3 separate regions of the Homo sapiens genome follow, and regions 2 and 3 are each linked to region 1. Evidence: chromatin contacts called from ENCODE Hi-C or POLR2A ChIA-PET data. All regions are on one chromosome and are shown on one strand. Each heading gives the region's core, a stretch centred on a gene start or an enhancer-like site at or near the end of the contact. The rest is flanking DNA. Distances are from core to core; before and after follow the strand shown. Region 1 has its middle 23 kb from the start of PMAIP1. Region 2 overlaps TCF4 (transcription factor 4). Region 3 overlaps BCL2 (BCL2 apoptosis regulator).

The links. A loop is a pair of places that touch in the nucleus more often than their neighbours do. ChIA-PET counts read pairs that join two places held with the same protein, here RNA polymerase II (POLR2A). Pooled maps may share reads with other maps.
Region 2: a map with no recorded cell type shows a loop between it and region 1 (19-fold over the local background). The contact joins two enhancer-like sites. A Hi-C loop is called at or near these places in 1 of 37 single-sample maps with no recorded cell type and 2 of 50 pooled maps. POLR2A ChIA-PET finds 5 or more read pairs at or near these places in 1 of 52 experiments (GM10248).
Region 3: a map with no recorded cell type shows a loop between it and region 1 (6-fold over the local background). The contact joins two enhancer-like sites. A Hi-C loop is called at or near these places in 3 of 37 single-sample maps with no recorded cell type and 2 of 50 pooled maps. POLR2A ChIA-PET finds 5 or more read pairs at or near these places in 1 of 52 experiments (activated T-cell).

What each region holds. Positions count from the first base shown.
Region 1 is chr18:59,920,955-59,925,406 of GRCh38, reverse strand. No RefSeq gene overlaps it. Among named protein-coding and RNA genes, the nearest start is that of PMAIP1, 23 kb to the right of the region's middle. RefSeq lists an enhancer at 1,680-1,819. Within about 2 kb of position 2,091, at least 4 of the 41 ENCODE cell types and tissues checked have a DNase peak (open chromatin) inside an H3K27ac peak, as active enhancers do.
Region 2 is chr18:55,265,167-55,269,618 of GRCh38, reverse strand. All of the region lies in intron 11 of TCF4 (transcription factor 4), which reads left to right. Among named protein-coding and RNA genes, the nearest start is that of LINC01929, 140 kb to the right of the region's middle. RefSeq lists enhancers at 1-417, 1,029-1,078, 1,129-1,358, 2,748-2,857 and a silencer at 619-668. Within about 2 kb of position 1,323, at least 4 of the 41 ENCODE cell types and tissues checked have a DNase peak (open chromatin) inside an H3K27ac peak, as active enhancers do.
Region 3 is chr18:63,157,382-63,161,833 of GRCh38, reverse strand. The region is part of intron 2 of BCL2 (BCL2 apoptosis regulator); the gene reads left to right. Among named protein-coding and RNA genes, the nearest start is that of BCL2, 160 kb to the left of the region's middle. RefSeq lists enhancers at 1-143, 884-1,003, 2,719-2,818, 2,829-2,878, 3,069-3,118 and 2 more. Within about 2 kb of position 2,018, at least 6 of the 41 ENCODE cell types and tissues checked have a DNase peak (open chromatin) inside an H3K27ac peak, as active enhancers do.

The sequences.
Region 1 (4,452 bases), core at 842-3,341:
CTGGACCAGGGAATATAGATGGAAAAGATATACTACTTATAGAGTTGGGCCATGAAGAGTTCCCAGATGGGATTCTCACTCCACTCATCCATTCCCTGGATGATGCTGAGGTGCAGGTATTAGTTTGCTGGGGCTACCATGACAAAATATCACAGACTGGGGGGGGCTTAAAGAACGGAAATTTATTTTCTCACAGTTCTGGGGGCTGGAAGCCCATCACCCAGGTGCTGGCAGGTTTGGTTTCTCCTAAAGCCTCTCTCACTAGCAGGCAGACAGCTGCCCTCTCGCCATGTTCTCACGTGGGCTTTCCTCTCTGTGAGCACATCTCCGGTGTCTCTTTATATCTCCAAATTTCCTCTTCTTCTTCTAAGAACATCAGTCACATTAGATTAGGGCCCATCCTAACAGCTTCATTTTAATTTAATCACATCTTTAAAGGCCCTGTTTCCAGATAGAGTCACATTCTGAGGAACTGCGGGCTAGAGTTTCAACATATGAATCTGGGGAAGATACAATTCAGTGCATAACAGTGACCTGGAAGCCAAAATATGGAGCCACAAGATGGAAGGATCCTGGATCCCCAGATGGCCCCTTGGAAGAGAGAAGACTAGAAGACCTCTCAACTAGGAACAACAGCATTAGACTTTTTGTGAGCAACCCATGAACTTTTAATTTTGTTAAACAACTTCTATTTTGGGATTATTTATAACAGAATCCTACACTGACGAAATGAAAGAAAGCTCAACCATCCCCTGTTGAGTGTATCTAATTAAATCAGGTTTTAATATACTGACTTCTGGTGAGGAGAAAGAGTACAAATGAAGAGAGATAATTCTAGACTTGCAGCCTCTGAAATTGATTTGGTGGAATTGACCATGGGCAATAGATTCTGCAATGAACTAGTACATTAATTAATGCTAAGTGGTATGATTAATTTGAATTATGTTTTCTTTAAGTGCAATGAATAATTTGGGTTCTTATCTGTACCTGAAAAAAAATTCAGAATTAACACATCTGAATTAGTTAATTTGCAGTTGTTTGGTAAATCGGTCTAGCCCCATATTCTTGGGTAAGCATATTTCTGGAGAGAAAAAGAAAGAAAAAGAAAAAGCTCCAAATTCTGAGAGCTTTATGATCTCTATGAGGTCAGTTGAAGAGTGACTACCAGAAGCAGAGGCCTGCCAGCACCCACAATTCTTCTGTTCAGAGACAGTAAATTAGGATTTTAAGGGAAGAAAAAAGGAATTGGAAAGGCAGCTTCTTGGCAACTTAAATTTCCTAGGCTGCTGAAAGGGGAATCCTCCACAGTGAGCAGTGAGATGCTGAAAAAAGATGGGGTGCAAGCAAGTGTTGCTCACAAGTAGCCCACGGAGGAGAAGGACCCTAAATTATGTGGAAGGTGAAGAATGCTTCTAAACAGAGCGTGGGGTCTGTAGAGGATCCATGGAGGCTCATCACAGCTTCCTGGTGGTGAAGACAAACAGCGCCTGCTTCAATTGGTCCCCTTGTCCCCAGCCTCACTAAACTGTTCCCCTCTTCCAGTCTTTTCTGTCTTGGACAAGTAGATTTATCTTATCTTCAGCGATGGAAAAACTGACTCGCCTTGGCCACCTATTCTTCTCAATCTTTTGCATCTTCCACCTGGCTGTTAGCTTTTAAAACTAAAAGACAAGAGTTTGATTCTTATTTCTCGGGTTCTGCTATGACAACTGTCCCTTGAGGCAACAGAGCTTGGTTTCTGTCTGCCCAGCAGCAGGAGGTTCATGGAGTAACAGAGAATATCACACACACCAAAACCTCTCTTAATATATCAAAGCATATTCCTGCCAAACATCAAAATAAAGAGCTGGAAAATTTTCACCCCTTTTATGTTTGTTTTTGGGGAAAAAACAACCAAAGAAACTGCACATTATCTAAGGAAACATTTACAGACAAATGCAATCTGTTCTCTCATGGGAATCCCTGGCACAAAATCCAATGACTGATGTGGTCACACTGTACTCTACAGAGAGGCTGCGGCTATCGGGTGAAACAGAACTCCTCACAGAGACCAAACAAGGTTTGTGGGTTACCAGACACTGGTGTTCTCTTACAGACAAAGTGTGGTCTTGTCAGGTGACATTCCAAAGGCACATGTCATCTTGGGTGTTCAGGTTGAAGCTACCATTGTGGAAAAATCTCCTGTTTAGATGACAAAACAATATCAAGCACAGCTTAGAAATTCTACATTTGCCAGCCTGGCCAACATGGTGACACCCGTCTCTACTAAAAATACAAAACTTAGCCAGGCATGGTGGCATGTGCCTGTAATCCTAGCTACTCAGGAGGCTGAGGCACGAGAATTGCTTGAACCTGGGAGGCGGAGGTAGCAGTGAGCCAAGATCGCACCACTGTACTCCAGCCAGGATGACAGAGAGAGACTCCATCTCAAAAAAAAAAAAAAAAAAAAAAAAGAGACCGGGCATGATGGCTCACACCCGTAATCCCAGCATTTTGGGAGGCTGAGGCAGGTGGATCACCTGAGGTTGGGAGCTCGAGACCAGCCTGACCAACATGGAGAAACCCTGTCTCTACTAAAAATGCAAAATTAGCCGGGTGTGGTGGTGCATGCCTGTAATCCCAGCTACTCAGCAGGCTGAGGCAGGAGAATCACTTGAACCCGGGAGGCGGAGGTTGCGGTGAGCCAAGATCGCACCATCGCACTCCAGCATGGGCAAGAAGAGTGAAACTCTGTCTCAAAAAGAAAAGAAAAGAAAAGAAATTCTACATTTGACATAGAATTAAACTATTAGCCAATTCAGAGTGGCTTATTTCCCTCTGTTTCATAGAAAGTTGACCTAAATAAAAGTCAAACTCATGGTTTATGTTTAAATAATTAAAAACTTGAAATGATGTACAAGTAGCAGTAACTGACCAAGCTTCAAGAACAAAATAGCCTAAAATGCTCTTAATTTAAGACATTTTGGGCCAGGCGTGGTGTCTCACTCCTGTAATCCCAACACTTTGGGAGGAGGCCGAGGTGGGTGGATCACTTGAGATCTGGAGTTCGAGACCAACCTGGCCAACGTGGGGAAAGCTCATCTCTACTAAAATTACAAAAATTAGCCAGGGATGGTGGCATGCACCTGTAATTCCAGCTACTTGGGAGCCTAAGGCAGTAGAACTGCTTGAACCTAAGAGGTGGAGGTTGCAGTGAGCCAAGATTGTGCCACTGCACTCCAGGCTGCGCGATAGAGACCCTGTCTCAAACAAACAAAAACAAAAAATATTGGATTTGAGATATCAGGAAGCCACCAAGTGACTATCAATATTTTGACCCCAACTCTGAGTATTGTTTGGGGTAGGTTATATCCTCAGATTTTTTTGCCCTTCTTTGCCAGTGGGAGGCTCTAAAAAAGTCCAGAGAATCTTCCTCCAATTCAGAAATAGCCAAAGATCAGCACAAACAAACACAAAGCAGCATGAAGAACTGTTTTCTACTGCTGGAATACCAGAAAATCTGAGCAGGAGACAAGAAGTGTTGCCAGGACATGGCTTTACTGGTTGGGTTGGTTGGGTAAGCAGGTGGTTTGGTTTGGTTCTTTCCCCTGCATTCAACTTATAAATTAGGTGGCAAATGACAAGAAAATTGGCCAAGATGATGAATCATTCATGAGAGCTAAGGAATTACCCCCACCCAACCTAACATTTTCCAGACATGGAAATTGACATCTGGAGAAGGAGTGACTTTCCACCATCTCTCAGCAAGTAAGTTGCAGCGCTTGGAACAAGAACCCTGTTCTATCTCTGAGTCCAAGACTGTTCCCACTTCAAAACTGATCATGGGCTTCATCATAAAAATATACCTACCAGCTCTGAACCTAGCCATCTTCCCTCACCCCCACCACAACCACAAACCACAGCTTCTGCTTGACAGACATACTATATCATCATGATGAAAACTCACGAGAACAACAGCATGGAAGTTCAAGGTTCAAACTGAGACAGAAACTGGATGTACAGCATGTAGTAGGTGGTGAATAAATATTTTATTAATAAATTAATGAGTGATCATGTGAATAAAGTTGTTGTATTGTCAGGGCATTAGACACATAAAGAGCAGCTTACGGTGTATAATGGGTTTCCTTTTAGGGTTTACTTTCCCAAAATATTTGGATAAGGGTTACCTGATAATGCTAAACATTCATAACGGTAAGTATAGACTTCAAATTAGGCTGACTCCACTGTTCAAATGCTTTAAGTAAAACGTCAAAATTCAGAACATCTGGAATGAAATAAGGCTTGGTTAGTCTTTGTAATTAAACTACTCTTAAAATTATATTAAAAATCAGGCCAGGCGCCGTGGTTTACTCCTGTAATCCCAGCACTTTGGGAGGCCAAGGTGAGCAGATAACCTGAGTGCAGGAGTTAGAGACCAGCCTGGCCAACATGGAGAAACCCCATTTCTACTAA
Region 2 (4,452 bases), core at 74-2,573, 4.7 Mb after region 1:
TTCTACGTTGCAAGTCATTAGATTGAACAAGGGTTCAAACAGACCAAAACTATCTTGTTCCTCACATTCAAAAAGAGTGAACAAAGTCATAAGATGAGCCATCAGTGACTAGTGAGCTACAAAGCAGAATAGCTCTTAATGGTAGTTATTGACCACTTCCCAAAATTCCAGTCATTGTGCTAGGCTCTTATCCATGATGTGCCACTGTCTTCCGAGGACTGGTTAATGTGAAATTCTCAGGTGACTGCTAATAACTACATGAGGTTAATCTCCTGGAGAATGTGACACTGTGGAGTCCCTCAGAGGGGAAGAAGTATTTGTTCACTTATGAGAGAGGAGATGCGTGGGCATCAGTTGGCCAGAAATTATTTGCTGCTTTTTTAAATTAATTAATTAATTAATTTTTACCAAGGACATTTACTAATGAGTTAAGGTCCAAGAAGAATGCTGTTCCCATGAACTGAGCCATCATCCTCTCATTTCTTGTGATGTTCACTGTAGTCTTTTCCATAGGTGGTTCCCCAGTCAGTATTCCCACTTTGAGGAATGAACTGGGCTGGATGTCCAGCTGCCCCTGGAGGGAAGAGGTGGAGTTGGTGGGGAGATAGCTACCTGCTTCTGAACCAGCTTTGACACCTTGTTGTTCAGATGAGCAGCACAGCTTAGTGCCCCAGGGTCTTATTAAAACCTCAGACTTCTCAGGTAGTCACTTTCTGCGGTTATAGCTCAAACTAACTCCTTGCTTGGCCTGAATGTCACTGTCAGAGCGTCGGTGGGGAGAATACTCAGTGTATGTCTTTGAGAGAAGATGGCGCAACAGAATAATGCTGCTGTTGAGTCCTCTTAGCTCTTTGCACTTGTTTTCTTTAGAGAGTGTGTAGAATTTGGGGAAGTGGCGTGAATCACTTATGTAGGAAAGTTTTTGATGTTGGAGGAGAGATGTGTTTTGAAATGTTGGAAATATAATTTCTGCCTCAATAATGCCCTCCCTGCGTATTCAATAATATATCTCACACTTGAGATGAGCTATCTCGCAGCCTCTCCACTCCGCTATCCTGTCTAAGAAGCAAATTGAGGAGAGAGTTTCCATTTTTTTTAACTTTTCCTAACCAAGCTTCTACAAATATGTTGCATCAGTTTGACCTTGGAGAGCTACAGACAGAGGTCACATGGGGAAGTTTGTTAGCTATCAATGCAGTTTTGGCAGATTTGAAAAACAAGAAGAAAGAAAGCAGTGCAGAACTGAAAGAGTGAGAAAAGCATATTTCACTTCAGTGTGGTTTGACAAATGGAAAGCCCCTTTCTGCAGTCATGAGGTCTGGTTATAAAGAAGGATGACCGGTCATTCATCCTTTTACAAGACAGATTTCCTGTCTACTTGTGGTTTGAGTAATTTTCTTTTTTAGGAAGGTATGAAGGTGGAGCAGAACCTTGAGTTGAGGAAAACATACTTAGGCTCTGTTTGAAAAAAAACTTTTTCTGATTGATTTGCAAAACAGTCCTCTTGAGAGAGAGGCACTATGACTTGGAAGGGACATATCAGGAAATAGGGTGGTTATCTCCATGAGCTGTAGACAGCTTAGCCACAGCTCTCAGTGGGAATGAGTTTTGCTTGGTTTTAGCTGGTCATCTTCATTAGTTTGTGGATGAACAGGAGAATCTACTTGTTGGTCTAGCCAGAGTGGAGCAATAGGTGACTTCTATATGCTGAGAATAGACTTAACTTGTTAAAAACCATAGGGCCTTATTTAAGGGTCTTGACAATAATAAAGGAGCTATAATTTAAAAACAAAAGTATGAGATTTTTAGAACCCAGAAAAGGGCTTTTTAGAAATTTATTTCATACATTATTTTACAATAATGGATGCACTTGTCAAAATCCACTAGCGGAATGAGAAAAAGATGCATAATCTTTAAGGAAATAGGTAGACATGGTAATTCAGCATTTTGGAGGAGCAAACCTTTATTATTATGCATAGATACAGATATTACTTTAAGGTTACTTTAAGGGAGAACATTCTAGAATGTTTTTCTTTAAAATAATATGTTCACCAATTGCGTACGTGAAAATGCAGAGGAAAATTTAAGCATAATAAGCCTTAGTATTGCGTGATGTCTGAGTGGCCCATGTTTTTTCACACTTAAGTTCTCTTAGGCTTTGGTTTGATTTTTTGAGTGTGGTAGAAGTCAGTGATGGCAGCGTGTCTGTATAACAAGAAGAGAAGCTTTCTCTTCTGATGTTAGTGATACTACCCTAACAAACAGTATGGATTAATAGGATACATCTGCAGACTTTTGAAAATATTTGGCATATACTCACTCATTCTGAAACGCAGGAAGTAAAGAAATATTACGTTGCCTGTATCTCAAAGAACAAACAGAGCTAATTAAATAATTGGCAAATAGGGAACACATAGCCTGACACATGTTTGAGATTACACACGATTCTGTAGAAAATGACTGTAAGCAATACTAATGCCTTAAGAATGGGGTTCGAGCACTAACACATGGACATCACATTTTTCACGTTTTCCTGGTAAAAAGTTGCAAGACAGTGCAGTCTTTTCATACATGGTGTTGATGTCTTAGGAAGCTGCTTTTTCAGTTCAGAAGAGGGCTGCTGCCCTTCGTCTCAGTGTCATGTTATAATATGTCTTTCTGGTGGTCAGCAGTTGTCCTGAACTGACACTAGAACAACGCAGTGCATGTGGGGTGAGATACAAGCTCTAGAACTCTCGGAAGGGAACCTCTCTGTAACCACATTCCCTTTCTTCTTCTGTTCTCTGCATCTCAAAGGTGGAAGATGCCCACTGAGGTTTGCTGTTTGTTTGGCTTGGGGGAGTGACCAGGTGTTTCTTGTTTTGTTTTCTTTTGCCCTATAATACCCAATATCATTTTTTGAGAAATCCATAAGAAGGATAAAGCTTACTTGGATTACATTAATGAGAGATTTTTTTTTTTTCATGACACATTCATCCATGGATTTTCAAGAGAATTGTAGAACAAGGTATTTTACTCATTGCATACAGTCCACTACTTTTCTCAAGCCTTGCTGGCAAACTCTGGAGATCATATTAGACCTTTCTGAATTGAAAAGGTCATCTAATTAGCCCTCCAATTAGAGGAATATAATGTATGGGACACAGCATGGATTCACAGTAGTTCAGCTGGTGGCGCACCCAGTTAAGGAAAGAAGCTGTCAGGGGTCTTTGGGAGTTACCAGCATCAGCACCTTCTACTCAGTTCTTCAAACTTTTTCAATGTTATGCCACTGGGTATTCTCAGAAGCAGTGCAGTTCAGTGCCTCTGCATCTGAGCATACATACGGAGGAGGAAGTGTAGTAAGTTATTAGATACCAGCTATAGAGAATAGGAATGTCTGCAGGATATTAACCATACACATTTGGTTAGCCACATACTTCCTTCCTATTTGCAATAATATCCAGTAGCCCTTCCTGATGGAAAGAAGTAAGAGGACCTCCTACCATAGCACAGACCACTGAGACTGCTCAAGGGTGAGAATGCGTCGTCTCCCCATTGGGACATACCATCTGTATACATTCACAGGGTGTGACCCTTTGTGGTTTGAGGCTACACACACTCCCTTGCCCTCAGAGAGAACTGGTCATATAACTAACATAATGGTTATAATAACTATTATTGTTTTATTAGTCTTTAACTGGCCTGCATTCTAATACGTGGTCTTTTCCACGTTTTTAAACCTCAAACCAAACAGGGTTGAAGGAACAGACTACCAAGATTGATTTAATACACCATATGCTAAAGATTACCCTGGAATATCTATCTGGTTCATGAATTAATCTGGCTTAGAACTTTAACTTCGAATGACATGTTAGTATGTGGCTTGTCTAGTAGAAACATTATGTCCTTTTCTCTTTGAGGACTTGGTTTCACAGTAATTTTATTATTAGAGTAGTCACATAATGTTCACTTTATATTTTACAAGAATATTGAGCCTTGAAGTAGTCAGGCGATGAACAAGCACAGAGCATAAGAGTAATAAGAATTGTATCCAGCAATGTGAAGGCATCTTAGTTACCAAGACCACCAGCAGAGAACAATAAACTAGTTTGATTTAAATCTCCTCCATTTCCTGTGCACGATCAGGAAGCCCAACTTCCCCCTGAATTCCTAGGAATCCCTCCTGTTAAAAAATAGTGCATTGTAGTCTATATACTTGCGTTTGTATTTTAAAATGGTTGTAGTAGGAGTGCTGGAAATGTTCCTTCTTTTTGTCATCTTTATAGATAAGCACATGGCATTGTTATGCTGTTTCTAATGGTTTAATAACACGAGGGTCACTCGGACACAGTTTAGAAAAACCTACTTTGAAAGCAGTCATCTTCTCTCAGGCAAACACAGTGTGAATTGTGCTGCTTATTCTTTTGATGCCTTCATGATGTTCCCAGCCTTAGATGATGGGTGTGCATT
Region 3 (4,452 bases), core at 769-3,268, 3.2 Mb before region 1:
GCAGGCAGCTTCATAAAGCACTCAGACCTCCTGTGACAGCTGACGTGGTGTGTAGTGCGTCAGGTGGGAAGACGGGGCCCTGCGTCCTCAGCAATGTATTTGGAGGTGAGGCTTTTTGTTGATGGGAACCCCTGTGCTGGGACTTGGGGGTATTTAGGATACATTTCCATCTAGCTAGACTTTCTCTTACAGTCCCACTTTGTAAATGGCCCTAGGACCCTTGATTAACTTTCAGTAACACAGTCTAGTGGTGAACACCAAGCCATCTGAGGCTGAAATATGGAGAAGTATGTCAGTCCAACAGAAGGTCAGATGGGGAGGGGCGAGGGAGCTTTCAGAAAGTCTTGGAGTACAAGGGCCTCAGCTGAGCCTCGAAGGTCTTCATTCGTTGCAAAGAAGAAGGAATTCTGTCCCAAGCGAGATGGAAAGATCATCTGAGCAAAAAGAAAGCATCAGTGACAGAGGCTGCAACTTCATTTCACTGGCTGAGTCTAAATTTTTTTCACAGGAAAAAATATACAGAAGACAAGAGAACAATCACCAAGGAAGCCCAAGGCACTGCTTACTAAATTGGTCCAAGGGGGGGATTTCACCAAATGCAAATGAACAAAGAACAATACATGTGACTCAAAATATCCGTTATGCTCTTAATACTTACGAGAGGGTGTGAGGCAGGGAGGTGACCTTTTCAAGGGTTGAAAGCTGTCAACTTTTCAACCACATTGTTTTCATTGCTGGGAGATTGAAGACAGGATCACCTCAGGGTACCATTTTGGAAAAGTGATTTAAAAAAAATTAAAAACTCCTTCCTGCATAATGTTTTGGGACATTTTGAATTGTTTTTGCCGTGAAGACATAGAATTCAGGTGTCCAGGAAATACTGCAACCTTTTATGAGAAATGAATACCCAGAAGTCTAGAGCTGCCTGGCACTCACTCTGGCAGGTCTTCCACCTCTGGTCCCTCTCCAGCAGAAGGGCTAGTGAGCAGTTTAGGACCCCTGGAGCAGGGGTACCCTTACCCCCACCCCAAAGGAAGCGATGTGGCTTTTTTCTCGCAGCCCCGCCCCCATCCCTTTGACAGGTCACTAGAACAACAGAGTGCCCAAGTGGAGACAGGGAGGAATGTGATGGTTGGAGGGACCTAAAAATAACCATTTTTCCCTCATCCTGAATGTGCTACCCTGGGCCAGACATTCCCTGAAGGGCTCCTCTGAAATCTGGGAAACAGGAAATGCTAAGAAAATCTCTAATTTGCCTGGTCATGTGAACTCCTCTCGGTGTTGAAACAGAATTTTGGAAGAGGGGACTCTGCACTGTGGTTGAGCCCTCCTAATCAGAGAACATTTGCCCCTATGAGAATATGGTGGATGTGACTATTCAGCCTCAACTTCCCTCTTTCTAAACATGTAAACTCTGATGCCTAAAGAACAAAACCAGAAAAGAAACCCACTCGGTCTTAGTTGCGTATCTGAGTGCCGACAGGGCGGCTGAGAGGGGCCCACGTGCCTGTCGCTAAAAAGCCCCTTTGGCATTTCATAACAGGACCCAATCCCGCAGACTTGTCTGTGCAGGCTCACGCACCATCTTCAAAACCTTTACTACCTGTATTTGTAGTAGATGATTAATGATTAGGCTTTCTTCCCACACATTTGGCTTTGATAATCTCCACTCAAAAATATTCAGATGCAAATAATTTAAAAACAAAGTGGCTCCAAGGGCTCTTTCTGGGAGGATGGAAATGCTGCATATCTTGATAGGGGAGTGAGTTAAAGGGATGTATGCCTTTGTCAATATTCATAAAACTGTACACATGATATATTCATTTTGTTGTATGTAAATGATACTGAGAATGAAAACTCTTAAGATAATAAAGTGGGTTGAGTTTGGAAACCAGAAAAAGTGGACACGATGTAAATGACCCCGCTGAAAACGATTCGAGTTGGCCAGCAGAAACTAAGAAATGCGTACGCGTGGGCAGTCCCCACTGTGCGGGGAAATCTTTGCAAGGTGAGCAGATTCAGCTCAGCTCATAGAAACTCCAGCTGATTCTGCACATTCATCTGTGTTTTTGTAGGTGTTTTTGGTGTCTTTGTGTCCATTTCTGTTTGGCTCATTTCCCTACTCAATTGGATTTTGACTTCTATTTCCTGAATACAACACCCCCGCAATACCTAATATCCCAGGCCTGTGAAAAGTGAATGCCTAATAAATGTCCACTCACTCACTGAGATGGACTGCTTCTCCTGTCTCTGTTACATTCTATCAAAATTAGCCAGTGCATTTGGCCCTAAATGCATTTGTAAAAATGGAAAGTAAAAGGAGAAACATTCATACTTGTACTAGTTTTGAGAAAATTCCCAGTTATCTCTGCTTCTAAAAGAAATCCGTTTCAGAACTTTTACTTGGGAAAAATTGCTTTTGCCTAACAGGAAAAATAAAACATAGACTCCAGACGCAGTGATGTTCGTGTGAAATTAAGAAAACAGAGTTAATGTTGATGTCTTAGTGGAGGCGAAGGTACGCTTCCTTTCTCTCTTTTTCCCCCTTTTCAAGGCAAATCAGAAGACCGGGTGTGGAAATTCCTGCAGGTTTGCTCTGTGTCGGTTTGCACGTTTGTAGATGGAGTTTCATGCTTTTTCTCACTAGTCAGTCTTTTTGTCATCATCTCATCTTGAAACTAGAGAGGAAGGGAATGGAAGGGCAAATTGCTAATATCAGAGACCTCTGGAAATTCCCCTTTTATGGTACATGAGTATTTAAGAACAGTTCTCTTTCAGTTGTGTTTTTGTGATTTTGGTGACACTCAGTGGGCCCAGCCCTGCCTCTAGTCAGACTCCAGTGTCCTTCAGCAGCTCTCTAGGGCATGGGCTGGAGGCAGTGGGATGGGGGGTTAACGTGAATTGCACTGCTTTGGAAAAACAGCCCAAGAGAGATCCTTTTTTTAAAGTAGATAACCTGAGCATAAATCTATACTCACATGATTTTTAAAAATTAACTTATCTAGCATCTTTTATAAACTGATAAATCTCTCATGAATTAATGACTCACCAGTGCCTAAATGGTGGGCAGACAGGCGGCGCTATAAATTTCTCTTGGCATTTTGTGTGTCATTATATATGATAAGTTCCAGTAATGGCCTGGCTTCATTGAAGGTTATTTTAAAGGAAGAAGCTTTTTATCCCACATGGTTTCAGGCAATACCTTATTGAAGATGACTTAGACCTTGGATTCTGGGGTTGGAACAGGCTTGTGTCCACTGCCTAAACAGGGCCAGCACAGCTTCGTGGGGGGCCTCTGGAGGAAGGGGCCCCAGGAAGGAGTCAGGTCTTTCTGCTCACTGGCTGTCAGGCTGCCTGGGGGTCTCGGAGGGTCCAGAGCAACTGATGGCTGGTGTGGAGGAGAGCGTGTGACAGCCAGTCCCAAGGCCAGGCTATGAGAGACTATGCTAATTAGTGAAGTCCCTGGTAGGGCCAGGTCACTCGGCCACCAGGTAAAAAGTACCAGGTTATTTCTGCCTTGGCAGAAGGAGAAGGTGCATGAATATTACTCATTAATACGCCTCAAGGAACCACTAGGTTAGACAACAAAATACCTTCTGCATCCACTCCCCTATTACTTCCTCACTCCCCAAACATCCTTTCAGTCTGCTCCTCCAGCTTGAGAAACCAGGAGGGTCTTCCTACCGAGTGGTGCCTCCCGAGCCTCTGGGGTACAGCTTGTGACCCTCCTCAATCAAATGAATCCCAGGGTTCCAGGCCAGGTGAGTATAGATGGACTTGGAGCTTTTCTTATGAAATGTCTTGAGCTGAGTTTCTTTTTCCTGCTACGCCGAACTCTGTATATGTTTGTTTTTGTTCTAATTTTGGCTTCAGAAAAAAAAAAGAAGAAAAGAAAAGAAAAAGAATGTTTGGGTACAGTGTAAAAGTTTTCTCAGATCCAGATTGGAAACTCCCTCATCACTCTGAAACCGGACAGGTGCTGAGCGGTATTTGTTTCTCTGTCAATAAACAGCACGTACTTGGCCTAGACATAAACTCCTGCGGGAGCAGTGGTGCACATGGGCCTATTTCAGTGTTTGGGAAGGACTGAAGGGCCCTGAATTAGGAGGAAGGTCTGCTTCTCACCCCTTCTCTTTTGATCTTCTGATAGAGACCACATAGTGTTCTCTTCATGGTATTTTGATGGCATATGGCGTATAAACACAGGTGTGACCTTTACACAGTGCACTGCGTTACAATTATAATAAGTGAGAGGAGATAAAGCCAGCTGGAGTTTAAGGTTAACGCTGAAAACAGCGAACGCTAATTTTCACTGAAAACAATGTCACAGAGCAAGGCGTAGGTGCCCCTTTTCAACTGCCGCGTGCATGGTTCTATGAACAGCCCCAGGTGAAGGGTTTCCATGAAATAAGCCACCTCCTGGGGTACAGAAATACTTAGTGATGCATCCTC